Linked DNA regions of Homo sapiens: regions 1 and 3 are each linked to region 2. A link is a contact called in ENCODE Hi-C or POLR2A ChIA-PET data. All regions are on one chromosome and are shown on one strand. Each heading gives the region's core, a stretch centred on a gene start or an enhancer-like site at or near the end of the contact. The rest is flanking DNA. Distances are from core to core; before and after follow the strand shown.

What was found. A loop is a pair of places that touch in the nucleus more often than their neighbours do. ChIA-PET counts read pairs that join two places held with the same protein, here RNA polymerase II (POLR2A). Pooled maps may share reads with other maps.
Region 1: a map of naive thymus-derived CD4-positive, alpha-beta T cell shows a loop between it and region 2 (10-fold over the local background). The contact joins the promoter of CMTM6 here to the promoter of UBP1 in region 2. A Hi-C loop is called at or near these places in 1 of 168 maps with a recorded cell type or tissue (naive thymus-derived CD4-positive, alpha-beta T cell), 2 of 37 single-sample maps with no recorded cell type and 13 of 50 pooled maps. POLR2A ChIA-PET finds 5 or more read pairs at or near these places in 2 of 52 experiments (GM12878 and activated CD4-positive, alpha-beta T cell).
Region 3: a map of B cell shows a loop between it and region 2 (25-fold over the local background). The contact joins the promoter of DYNC1LI1 here to the promoter of UBP1 in region 2. A Hi-C loop is called at or near these places in 6 of 168 maps with a recorded cell type or tissue (B cell, CD4-positive, alpha-beta memory T cell, CD8-positive, alpha-beta T cell and 1 more), 6 of 37 single-sample maps with no recorded cell type and 17 of 50 pooled maps. POLR2A ChIA-PET finds 5 or more read pairs at or near these places in 1 of 52 experiments (MCF 10A).

The regions. Positions count from the first base shown.
Region 1 is chr3:32,499,710-32,504,129 of GRCh38, reverse strand. CMTM6 (CKLF like MARVEL transmembrane domain containing 6) reads left to right here and starts at 1,278. Exons shown (of 4, transcript NM_017801.3): 1 at 1,278-1,522. The coding sequence starts at 1,385. RefSeq lists silencers at 1,178-1,267, 1,338-1,567.
Region 2 is chr3:33,437,783-33,442,269 of GRCh38, reverse strand. UBP1 (upstream binding protein 1) reads left to right here and starts at 1,865. Exons shown (of 16, transcript NM_014517.5): 1 at 1,865-2,534. The coding sequence starts at 2,422. RefSeq lists enhancers at 887-1,176, 1,387-1,576, 1,908-2,407 and silencers at 1,727-1,886, 1,947-2,056, 2,107-2,426, 2,657-2,706, 2,626-2,860 and 1 more.
Region 3 is chr3:32,568,866-32,573,258 of GRCh38, reverse strand. DYNC1LI1 (dynein cytoplasmic 1 light intermediate chain 1) reads left to right here and starts at 2,401. Exons shown (of 13, transcript NM_016141.4): 1 at 2,401-2,634; 2 at 2,840-2,913. The coding sequence starts at 2,489. RefSeq lists silencers at 2,204-2,463, 2,644-3,133 and an enhancer at 2,408-3,193.

The DNA of each region.
Region 1 (4,420 bases), core at 29-2,528, 940 kb after region 2:
CTTTTGTTTGTTACTGGAAGAAGAAAGGGAGGTTTGGGGCCACGGAGAAGATGTAGCAGCTGATGGCAGCAGAAACCCCTTCTCTCTTCCATGGGTTTTGAGACTCCAATGGAGAGATGAGTTAGAAGCTGACGTTTTCTGGGTTAGCGTTTAGCAGCAAGGTTTCGAGTCAGACTGCTTAGGCCTGCATTCCAGCTGCTCCTGGCTGTTTGACCTTGGATATGATTTCAGCCTCTTGGCCTCAGTTTTCTCATTTGAAAATGAATGTAACCGACTTTATACTGTCGAACCTACTTTATATTGTTGTGAACATCCTGTAACTCAATCAACTTCAGTTGCTAAAATATAATTACATTCCTTGACAAGTTCACACAAAATTAACATATGTGACTGTAGCAGTTGGTGACCAAGAAAGAGAAAAAGGAAATGATTTTGAAAAGTGAGCCTAAATGGAATTTCGGGAGACGCGGGAGGGAGCGATTCTGAAAGTCCTTACAGACAACTCATTGTACTTCAAATGAAATACGAATTCTTCCCTTGGTCTGCAAGGCCTCCACATTATCTGGCCTTTGCCTACATCTCCAACATCTCCTTTCCTCCCGTACTTATTCCTAGCGACACAGGCCTTTGGGCTTCAGATTGAGTCAAACTCATTTGGTCCTCGGGACATTTGCACTTTCGTGAAAGGCTCTCCCCAGAACTTTACAAGCCTGGCTTCTCACACTTTGAGTCTCATTCAATTCAAAGATCATGGTCCTCAGAGAGGCCTTTCCTGACCACTCAGTTTAGTAGTGGCCATTTAAGTAGAGCACCCAATTCTCCATCCTTTTTTCCTTCTCCTTCCTCTTCTCCTCCTCCTCCATCTTCTTTTTTTTTTTAATAAATTTATCAAGCCACCAGAAATGCTGAATCCATTATTTTCGTATCATATTTTCACGTCACTTATCACTATCTGAAATTGCTATCCATCTGTTTTCTTGTTTATTGTCTGTCTCTGTTACTAGGGATCCTGTGATTTTGGGTAGTACTTGGCTGTCACCCAAGTACCTAGAACGGGGTTCACTGCACACCGAAAGTACGCAAAAATACTAAGTGAATGAATGTCAGGAGGATGAAAGATGGAGGGAGGTGAGAAATCCATCAAAGGCTCACAGAAAGAACTCAATTCTTGGATGAAAGTCGGAAGAATCCCAACAGCTAACAAGCAAATTTGCTGAGAGGGGGCGGGGCGGGCCAAGGGCGGGGGCGGGAAGGGGCGGAGTCAGGCGGAAGCCGGGGAGAAGGCCCAGGAAGTGACGGCCGCCTCCCGGCTACCGGGGACTTCTGGAGTCCGAGAAGTCAACGGCGCGGTTGCTGCGGCCGCCGCGCTCCCCGGCCCGAGGCGATGGAGAACGGAGCGGTGTACAGCCCCACTACGGAGGAGGACCCGGGCCCCGCCAGAGGCCCCCGGAGCGGCCTCGCTGCCTACTTTTTCATGGGCCGGCTCCCATTGCTCCGGCGCGTTCTCAAGGGCTTGCAGCTGGTGAGTCCGCGGTCAGGGAGGGCGAGCCCGGGCTGGGGAGCGGGGTCTGGCCCGGGCTTGGGAGGCCGCCGAGCTCCTTCGTTTCAGCTTGGTTGTTCAGTAAAAGGAGGTTTCCACACCTCTAGTTCCTTCCCTCTCAGCCTGGGGAAGGGGGCGTTACCCTCCGCCCTTCCGCCGGGCGGCCCCTCAGTCCCAAGGCTCTCCCCATCGGGATCCCACGAACTGGGGCCACCCAGCCTGTTAGGCGGGCTCAGGAAATGCGTCGGAGACCCAAGTCAGCCACTTCAACATCTTTCACTCATCCTCTATGGCGACTTTCCTCTCTTCTCTCTGCTGCTACCCTGCATTATCGCCCACAGTGCCTGTATTTAGACTGTGAAGCGCTGTTTATCTTTCTCTGGCTCTTGCGGTTTTCCTGCTGCGAGCCCATGGGGGCAGTTTAACTTGCTGGACAAAGTCCTGCGATACCACGCGTGGCATTGAGATGTGTGTGTATGTGTGTCCGGTAAATTGTCTTCTAAAAGTTTTATATTGACTGGAAAAGAATTATTTCAAAATTGAGCAATATGGGTTCTAAGTGGAAAGTCAAAAGGACAGCTTTTTGTAAGTATGTGCGGATAGCTGAACTAGGACATGGTATGCATCTTTCCATTTTATTGAGTTTATTTTAAGCAGTTGAAGTACCATAAACCTGTTCGTGAAAACATCAAAGCATCTTTGAGATTTAAATTATTCACTTTACAGTCGTGTTGGCTCCTATGTACTGTTCCAACCACTGATGGTTGAACCAGTTTAGGAAAAATAGAAACAGTTTAGGTTCTATTTCTGCAATAGAACCAGTTTAGGAAAAATCCGAATGCTTATGATGTTTATGAGTTTTGTCTTACTTTGTTTTGTTTTTTAACCATTCTAAGTAAAAATTAGCTCATTGGTTTCCTTGGAAAGAACTTAAATTCTTACAACTCAAATGACCCGAAGTTAAATTCTTAGAACTCTAGTGACCTACTTTTATTGAATAGAAAAACAGAAGTCGGAAAATCGGCACTGCTGTTTAGCGATCAAAATGATCACATCTGCTGATGACTGGGAAATCATTTGAAAGCAAGTGATAATGTGGCCTATGGAACCCAGTAGGATCTGGCCTTATCTTTCTCCCAGTCTCCCTCTAGGTGGTTCCACACTGGCCACCTTTAATTTATTACGAGGCATCAGGGGCTCTTTCCTGCCACTGTTCCTTTGCATAAGCTGTTCCTTCTACCTTCTTCCTTCTTCCTTCTCTTCTCTTGTCAGCTGTCACATGATGATTTTTAGGTATTAGCTGTATTTCTCTGCAGTAAAGCTAAAATTTTCTACGTGAATAGTAGAACTCTTTAGAACAGAAAAGAATATTCATCTGAAGCTTTTTTTTTTTTTTTTTTTGAGACCGAGTCTTGCTCTATCGCCAAGGCTGGGGGCAGTGGCGCAATCTCGGCTCACTGAAACCTCCGCCTCCCGGGTTCAGGCAATTCTCGTGCCGAGTAGTTGGGACTACAGGCACGCACCTCCATGCCCGGCTGATTTTTTTTTTTTTTTTTGGTAGAGACGGGGTTTCGCCGTGTTGACCAGCCTGGTCTCAAACTCCTGACTTCAGGTGATTTTCGCCCTCCGGGCCTCCCAAAGTGCTGGGATTACAGGCGTAAGCCACTGCGCCCAGCCCATCTGAAGCATTCTTGCTGCTCGAAAAAAATCATCTGTATTGGTTTGCTGCCCACAAAATCTCCTGTTTTCAGTTGCCTTTATTATTTTCTTTCTAATAAAAAGTGGCAAAGCTAAAGTAAATTTTCTGATTACCTTCTTATAGTTTAGTAAACTGTAGTTTCGTATCTTTGGAATAGAACATAACCAGTTTCCTTCCTTATTGCTGTTATAGAAGAAAACATGGAACACAACCAGAAATTTTTGTGGTAAATGTTATACTTGGACACAGAGAAGATGAATTTGCCTTAAAAGATCGTTAGACTATTATTAGTTCTCCATCATTCATAAGAAGAAATGGAGAAAAAATAAAAACTAATATCTCTTTATGAAATCCATTTATTTGTTTATGGGGAAATTGTCATGTTACAGGAATGCTTTCTTTAATGTGGAGATTTAAAAGTACTTTTTCATTACTGCCTTTCACTTTGATGGTTGTCTTTTTGTTCCTTTGTTTGTTTTGATAATGTCTTATCTCTTCACAGTAACAGTATATTACAGGAATTATCCAGCAAGTCCCAAGAAGGTTACATATGAAGTCGGTAAAAGTTGTCTTCCAGCCTGGGGCTATAGGCAAGGTCTTTGCCTTAACTCAAATTCTTCCTTTAGATAGATTGGTTGTTTTACTTTAAATGTTTAATTTTTTTAAAAAACTAAACAGAATTGCGAGCTCCAGTAAGGAAACAACTGTAATGGAGAAACCCGTAATCAGAAGAGGAGGTGTTTTAACAAGGGACCTGCAAACCCTGTGAAATTTTATTCAAAATATTGTACACTTATATGTTTGAGTATATTATTCTGGACCCATAAATCTTAACAGAATCTCAAAGATCCTACAAGAGAAAAGCCTGCTCTAAAACTTAAAAACCAGACATTGTGTATATACTTAGGAAATTCTTACATTAGAGTCTTCGGAGGTTGAATTGAATTACCTCTGAGGTTCTTTGCACTCTTAAGGTTTTTTTTTTTTTTTCAAACCTCTGAGGCTCCATGGGGTTTGCTATTACAGAACTGAATTGAATATTGAAGGGATAGAGAGTGGAGCCTGTACACAGAGGAGATTAGAGATAAAAGAACGTAACTTCTCTATCTCTTGAAGTTAACATAGCTGTGTCTGCCATTTAGATATGACCTAAGTTTTGTTAAAACCCTAAGCATCCCCCA
Region 2 (4,487 bases), core at 616-3,115:
TAAATATTTGACCCAGTACTTCCTTAGGGCACAGCCTGATTGAAAAATTGATGGTAGCTTGTACTTTTACACTCTCTCCAAAAACCAGAGAATTATCTTCCCCCAATTCCATTTCTCCAAATTTTCCAACAACTAATAGTAGGCCTGGCTAATCTGGTTATAGACTAGGTTATGCAAGTGAGGTGAGATCATGGAATGAAGACATATCTGAGACCCCCAATGAGACCAATGTTTCCCTTGACTATCCAATTGTTTGTGCAGATTTATTTGTAATAGTGGAATGGAGCTTCCTGAACTGATGGCCAATCTAATGTTTTCGCCTGGAATCAGAGAAATCTGGATTAGTCAAATAGCCCCGGTTTACCTGCTTACTGTGTGACCTTGCACTGTGTAATCTTTACACATTTTCACCTGAATTACCTCATCTCTAAAGTATGGCTTTATCAAATGAAATGTTTGCAAAAATGTTGTGTAAAGAGAAAAACATTCTCCAAGTTAATTTGTGGTTTTTTTTTTTGGAGACCGAGTGTTGCTCTGTCTTCTCCCGGGTTCAAGCCTTACTCCCGCCTCAGCCTCCTGAGTAGCTGGGATTACATGGGCGCGCCACCACATCCAGCTAATTTTTGTTATTTTTGGTAGAGACGGGGTTTCACCATGTTGGCCGGGATGGTCTCCTGACCTCAACTAATTCACCCGCCTCGGCCTCCCGAAGTGCTGGGATTACAGGCGTGAGCCTGTAAGTTAGTATCTAAATCACACAGGCGTTGAGACTATTTTTTTCTGGCTCAGTGCCACTGCTTTATTAGGCTGACATTTTAATCTATGTATTTTTGCACTTAAACTGGCAAGTTGGGGCGGGGCGCTCAGCATTTGGGTCTTATTCTTAGGCAGTAAGTTCGATGCAGGGCGAAGCCCGGGCCTTGACGTTCTCTTCAGCAAGGATTCCGCCCGTCAAGCGCCAGCAGCCGCTCCTAAGGAACTCTGATCCGCACACTGGCTCTGTAAGTCAGCCTCTGGCTCCTGCTTTCTATTTCATCTCTTCCGGTAAAAAGATTTCTGTCTTTTGGCCGCAGTGGCGCGTGCCCACGCTAGGTCGCTGAGGAAGACCCTTCGGGCCTTCTGAGCAGCGTAGCTGTTACTGTGGCACGTCCTAATGGTTCGGTCCAACTTCAGGAGACCGCCTGCCCTTAGGATGACCAACAGCTAGTTCAACTCAGGATAGCCAAGCTGCTCTCGGCAATGCAACCAATAGGGGAAGTCTTTCCAGAGCTCTTTCTCAGGAGCGTTGATTGGCTTATTCTCACGCCAATCAAGGTTTTCTGCACAACTGGCTTTTCTGTCACCAGATGGGGTGCAAACCGCTCACTCCCTCGGTAGAGAGGGCATAAAGCAGAGACGACCGGGAAATACCACAGAGGAGCAAATCACCTCCGGAAGTGGCGTTTTGGGTCGCTTTCTACCATGCAGTCCAATGAACTCTTTCTTTTGGCAACAAATTCCGTCTTCGAGCCCGCCCAAGGTGAAGAACATTTTGATTGGTTGTTTAGTCGGGGGACACAGAGACTCACGGGAGCTTCGTCCAAGCCCTTGCAGGTATTGCTCAGTTGGCCTGTCAATCATCTCGCTCGCTAGAAGGGGCGGAAACTGGCAGCCCTTTTGGCACCGCCTCTTCCTGGGCTGCTGTGCGGGGACGCAGCGAGGCCACCCCGGCTGGGAACAGCCGCGTGGGCGGGGCCGCATTGCACTCTCTGGACAGTTCCTGGGCCGCGAGGCGCGGGGAGTGGCCCTAAGCGCGGGGCTGTACGGGGAGGGCCGAGGCGTGGGGCGAACGCCGGGGCGGGGTCGGGGCGGGGCCGGGGGAGGCGGAAGCGGCGCGTGAACCTAAGTCGGAGTCGCGTTGAAGCCAGCGTCCGGCCGGCAGAGCGGCGTCGGCGGGGTTGGCCGGGGCGGTGTGGCGCTAGAGCCTGGGCGGGCCGGGGGCAAGGAGTCAAGGCTTGGGGGCGGGTGACGGGCGGGCGGAGGGCTTGCCCCCGTGTGGTCCTCGGAGCGGCCCGAGGTCCAGCCTCCCAGCGGTCCCGGAGGAGGATGCGACCGGGGGGCCCCGGGCGGGGCGGTCGGCGGCGGCTGCAGCGCTAGCGGCGCGGGGGCTGGGCGGCGGCGCCGGCATGAGGCGCAGGGCCGGTGTCCGCGGGAGGGTGGCGCTGCCGGCGGCCCGGCCGCTCCCGCTGCAATTGCTCGCTGGGCTCGTCGTGCCCTGCCAGTGGGGCCCCCGCAGCTCTCGTCCCGGCCGCCGCTGGTGACCACTCGCCGCCCCTCCGGAGGCTTCACCCGCGCCCTCCCCCAGGACGCGCCAGCGGAGCTCCGGCTCCTTCGCCCTGGACGCGGAGGCCGCGGTGTGCGGGGCGACGGCGAGGCCGGAAGATGGCCTGGGTGCTCAAGATGGACGAGGTGATCGAGTCCGGGCTGGTGCACGACTTCGACGCCAGCCTCTCGGGCATCGGGCAGGAACTGGGCGCCGGCGCTTACAGCATGAGGTACTGGGCTCCCTGGGCGGGGAGAAGCCTCTGTCTCCTTGGGGAAGGCCTGCGCAGCCCTGAGTCTCTGCCAGATGCGGCTGCTCCCAGAGGTGCGCGGGCCTCCTGGGCTGCGGGGTCGGAGTCCTGCCGCGTGGCGGTCGGGGGCCATGGAACCCCAAAGGCCTCTGCTCGCCCTGGTGACGGGCGGGTGGGGGAGGATGGCCCCGCAAGCGTCGGCCTCGGACCGCTCCTGAGTGCTTCATATTTGCTGTAAAACACGCCCAGCTATTAGGATGGCTTGGGTTGGTGGGGGAAGGGGCTTCTTTTCCTTATAAGTGATTTACAAGTCCCATTGGAGCTAGAATACACTGTACGAAAAGGCAGCACTTATATTGGGAGAATACTGTCTAGCGTTTTGGGATCAGTTCCTACTTTGTTGTCCTACATTATGATCTTTTCTGGCTGCAGATTTTAATCACTTGATGTTAGTAAATTATAATTGAAAGAGCAGCGGTGGGAGTAGCACTGTGACTTCGTTTTGTTCTTTTGATTGTCTCAAAGTGAAGTTTCTCATTTTGGAGACTACCCTCTCAGGCTGTTTCCTCTTGAGGGTTTTAAGATGCAGTGATTGCACCACAAATAATTGTTTAGTCTCTGCTGTCTGTACCAGCAGTCATTCATTTTAATATGGAGAGATTGAAACAGATCTGAGCTTAGTCTCCGCCCTTTATCCTTTTTAACTGTTAGGAATTTGGAAACTCTGTATTTTTTTAGTGGCTTTATTGAAATATAGTTTACCATAGCGTTGACTTGACTAATAAAGTCTAAAAATCAGTGGTTTGGCAGCTTTTCAATAATGTGAATTAAGTGTAGCTTTCTGTTCTTTAGAAAATGTCTGATGTTTTGGAAGTGCTCTACAGTTTCCCAGTAGCATTCATACATCTTACTGCAGCTCTAGAGGAGGACTTCTGGGTTAAAGCTGGCCTGGAATCTTGGTGGCTGCTCCTTGAAGTAATTGGGTCTTTAAATCTTAAGGAGAAATTCTGAGCCATAAAGAACTCTCAGAAAGGTTGGAGACATTTCTTGGAGTGTGGAAGTGAGTAGTGGAAGGCATATTAAACCTGGAGTTCCCCAGCGTCTGGCTCTGATTTGGTCTCTGTTGGGCTTCCTGAACTTGGCACCTCTTCTCTCTGCAGTTGTATAACTTAAGGCCTGTAGATGAGTTGGCTTATTTTCTAAAACAGCTGTTTCAGTTGTTGAGGAAATTGAGCTACTGAAAGTCATGGAGTCACCCCAGAGGGGAGTATTAGAGGCAGTGCTTCTCTAGTGAAAACGCACTCCTCTAGTGCCATTCTGCTCCTTAGCTCTCTACTGGAAACACGAGGCTTATAGTCAAGGCAAAGGAGGCACGTGAAGCAAGTTCAATATGTGTCTCTCCTCAGTTGCTTCTCTTTTATGGTAAAATGAAAGTTTGCTGCTGAAAAGTTTACTTATTGATAGCTATTTTGAGCTTTTACTTTTTTCTAGGGTTTTATTTGACCTGTACTTTGATTTAGTGATTCAGCCAACTTATTAATGTAATAACTTCTGTGTATGGTTTATTTCCATGAAAAGGAAGTACAATCTTGATGATTTTAAACCTTTCCCTGACCATGTATTTTTAAAGTAATGTGTGAGATCTTTGTAATTCTGTGTAACCTACAGTACTCTTTACAGGGATAATTTTCCCTTGAATTCTTTTTTGGTTGTGTCATTTAATCTAAATTTTCAAAGAAGTTTGAAGGTAATTACCATTTTTAAGAAGGTTTTTTTTTCGTATTTAATTGAGTCCTCAAAAACTAAGAGATGAGAGTGCTTGCCTCTTGCAAATTCAAGGCCCTTTGTTTGAAATTCTCAAACTAAGGAAATTCCAAAATTGACTCGATAAGGAGAAAATCTGAAGAAGGCGTTAGCTGCTGCAGGCCTCCCTGG
Region 3 (4,393 bases), core at 1,152-3,651, 870 kb after region 2:
ATTTATGCAACAAAAATTCCAAGGGACTGATGAATTATTTCCTTTTATAGACTTCCTCATAATATATAGCTTCCCTATTTTTGTAATGTAGAGGTTTTCACAGAAGGTATTTACCAGAATAGCATCTAAAATTACGAGGACATTTATTTTAACATGGTTTGGCCTAGGTCATTTTACAGACTAGACAGTAAAAAATCTCAGCTTATCTATAAACTTCTGATCTGTGTGACCTGGGGTAGGTTACTTAATTTTGCTGACCCTTACAAAGTATGAGGATTGCAAATACAACACACAGAGTGCCTGGCACATAGTAGGCATTCATAAATGACCACTTTTGTCAGCCACCTTAATGGAAGAATGCTGGATAGGGATATTATAAAACCACAAGGAATACAACTTTGACCTCAATTTAGGTGGGTAGTTGAGCATCTGGAAGTCATGAGGTGTTGAAGCCTGACACTATTATAAAAGTAAACACTTCTCAGACTAAGCAAATATGATATGGAACTGACAACAAAATTGAGGGGAAAATGCTCTGAGGAAGATGACTGAAAGAATAAAGTACAGAGTAAAATGGCTTTCAGAGGGGCCAAGAGCAGTATACAGCTCTCCTTTAGAACAGTAACATAAAGACTCAGCTTCTCCTGGGGGTCTCCATCCTGCTTTGTGCCACAGAAAGTGTAGGACTACTGGGGAGGGTTCTGGTTCCTTTCTTAAGTATATAAACAACAAAATCAAAAGTTTTATTTTATTTATTTATTTATTTATTTAGTGACAGGGTCTTGCTCTGTCATCCAGGCTGGATTGCAGTGGCATGATCACAGTTCACTGCAGCCTCGACCTCCTGGACTCAGGTGATCCTCCCACCTCAGCCTCCTAAATAGCTGGGACTATAGGCACACACCACCACGCTTGGCTAATTTTTTGTAGAGCCGGGGTTTCGCCATGTTGCCCAGGCTGGTCAAGAACTCCTGGGCTTAAGCAATCTGCCTGCCTTGGCCTCCCAAAGCGCTGGCATTACAGGTGACAAAGAATTTTAGCTCCAAGAGTTCTTTAGGCCCATCACTTCTAGAGGTTGGTCAGATATTAATGGTGTGAAAGGTAAAGAAAGTCATTGATAACAATTAACATGTGGTAAGCGCTTAAGATTTGCCAGTCGTTATTCTAAGCCATTTTACATGAATCATCCCGTTTAATCTCAATAACAACTCTAAGTTCTTTTATCCTCATTTGACAGATAAGGAAACTGAGACTCACGGAGGTTAAGTAAATTGCCTAAGGTTACACAGCCAGTAAACTCGAAGAGCTAGACCTGAACTCAGATTTGCCAGCCTCCAAAGGCTTCCAGACTTCTAACCGTAATGCTAATATATAGCAAATAGTCTTTAGTTGTGGATTTTCTCACTAGCATAACAGCATTGATCAGGCCATATTCTAGCAAGTGATTTTCAAATATGAAGTGACAGAGATAACATACAAAGGCCAGGCAATTTTAAGCAAATGCTCTTACAGGTGTACTAGGACAGAGCCTTAAAACCAATGACTCCTTCTAAACATGGAGTTCAGACATTCAAATACCTTTACCTAGTAAAGTTCTAATAGAAAAGGAGTTATTTTAGGGCTAGTATAAGTCCATCCATGTATTCCCAGTGTCAACTGTGCTCGACGTAGTAAGTGTGGAATCAATGTCTAGTGACCGGTTAGATGACCCGCATAGTGGATCTTTTCAAATCTCACATGGAGGATCTCATACAAAAACATTAAGAACATTAAAGCAAGCCCTGACAATAATTTTTAAAAAATAACAGTCTATTTCCAGGGTAAACAATTACTTTGTCACGCCGCTGCTTAGGGGCTCGGAGAACCTGCTTCTGATGTGGGTCCAGGTTGAGGAACACTTCGCCACTTGAGAACGCAAATAAAGTCCAGAAATCCAGGACCACAGCAATACTCCAGCCCAGGGTTGCAGGGCAGCCTCTTTACCAGCCGGGCGACCCATTTCTATCTTGGCGCCGGCGAAGCGCCGGTTTGGGCGGGGGACCGCTCTCAGCCTGAACAGTGGGTGGGCCGGCAATGACAATGCAGGAATTCCGCGCAGGCCGCAGGGTTTGGGGACCTGTCTGAAGGGTGGGAGGGAGCACTTTTCACCTGACACACCCAACCCCCCTGCCGCAGCCCAGGGCCGCGGATGAGCGGAAGGAAAGCACTTCCATACTGTCAGATCACTGGGCTTCAGTTGCAGCATAGCGGCCCACCCCGCCGCCCGCGTACGCTCAGCCCCTCAGCGCCGGCCAGGCAGCCACGCACGCGCAGTCCGTTCTCGCTCGCTCCATCAGTCCTGGCCCGGCCCGGGGCCCCGCCCCCGCAGGCCCCGCCCCGCTCCCGTGCGCTGAACGCCCCATATCCGGGTTCCCGCCGCCTCCACCGCCACCGCCTCAGCCGCCTCGCACATTTAGTCTTGCCGGGAGTGGTGTGATTCCCGACCAAGATGGCGGCCGTGGGGCGAGTCGGCTCCTTCGGTTCTTCTCCGCCGGGATTATCCTCGACTTACACTGGCGGCCCCTTGGGCAACGAGATAGCGTCGGGCAACGGTGGCGCCGCGGCAGGCGACGACGAGGACGGGCAGAACCTTTGGTAACGACTCCACCTCTCCCTCAGCCCCCGCTGGCTCCCCCGGCCTTGCGCGGACGCCTCGGGATCCCGTGCCCGCTGGAGCTCGGCGCCGGGCCCGGCCACTGCGTTCCCGGCAGCCCCATCCCCGGCGCGCCGAGGCCGGGTCCGTCCCTCCCGCGCTGCGGCTCCGGCCTCCGGCCTCACCGTACGCCTTGCTTCCCGTTAGGTCCTGCATCCTCAGCGAGGTCTCCACCCGCTCGCGCTCCAAGCTCCCTGCGGGGAAGAACGTGCTACTGCTGGGTAAGTGTTCCCTGCCTCGCCCCGCCCCGCCCGGCCCCCAGCGGCCCGGGGTACCTGGTCCGCGGGCTAGCTCGCTGGCTCTCTTTGTGCGGACAGCCGGCCCAGCCCCGCCCCGCCTCGCCTCCCGACCTGTCGCGGATGGCTGGGAGAGAAGGGGAACACGAGACCCTTGACCCAGGACCTGCGGGGACCCGCCCTCCCTCAGGTTCCTCCTCCTCCTCCCCGGTATATGGGGGTGGCCCTGACAGCTTCCCCTGGGAAGGACAGAATTCGATCGCTCATCTGAGGGATTCTCGTGGCCTGGGGTTTATCTAGAAAATGACAGGTTTTCTTTCATCACAAAAATTGGTAGCAGGAGGCTCTTTGCGAGAGCTGCAGCGCAAATGGCATGCCATTAATATTTAATAGCTGACTCTTTGTATAATTGACAGAAGCTAGAACTAAGACCTGGCGATAAATGTTCTTGATTCAGCGTTCTCTGGTACAATGTGCTCGTGTTGCAGCTACCTTAACTGTCACATATAATTCTGAAATTTGTAAAGGGCAGTAGAACACAACTTTCTAGTTAAGTCTTTTCAGCCAAATGGATGTAATAAGGAGAAACGGTCCAGTGTCAGTTCTCCTGATTGTTCTGTATCTCCTCGGCTCTCTGGAAGTTGTGTATTCTGTTTCTTTAGTGACTCTGGGGGTGGGGATAGAGGACTGAGGGAGAATAGTTCGCAGATTCGCATTTTTCTAGGCTTAGCTCCTGAATCATTTATAGGAGAAATTTCTCTATATAGCTCTTTACATGCGAGATAACTGAAGTTTGGCTTATACGATGATTAAATTTAAAAACTTTGGTATTTGGTGTCGGCTCAATACCAGAGTTTTTTGTTGTTGTTGTTGTTGTTTTGGTTATATCCATCTAAAAACAGGAAACAAGAAGTCAAATACTACTTGATAGGCTGCGTGGTTAAATATGAATGTTTACATAGAAAAAATTACTTTTTTAATAGACTGCTGCCAAGCAAGAATATATGATTATTGATATTCTTTAAAGCTACATGGAGCTAGTTGAAAAATTAGTTTTTACCCTTGTTTTTAATGTGGTTGAAAGCACCTACTGAAGATTAGCCTGGATTGAGTCACTGCCCTATCACATATAAGCCCTAGGATCTTAAGCAAGTTGCTTGACATCTATAAACCTCAGTTTCTTCATCTTTAAAATGGTTGTTATAGAAATAATAATACTTGCCTCTAGGGTTGTGGCGGGAATCAAATGAGTTAATGTTTGTATCGTGGTAATATTTGCAAGTGATACTTTGTCATGGATTTATCTTAAACTGCATTAGAAAATATTTGTGATCAGAACTTTTTAAAAAATTGAATTAGTGCCTACATAAGTGATATTCATAGGGCAAAAATAAATTAGGATCCAAAAGCAAAAAAAAATTGTATAATATATTTTTAGTTTACTAATTTAAACAAATTACTACTC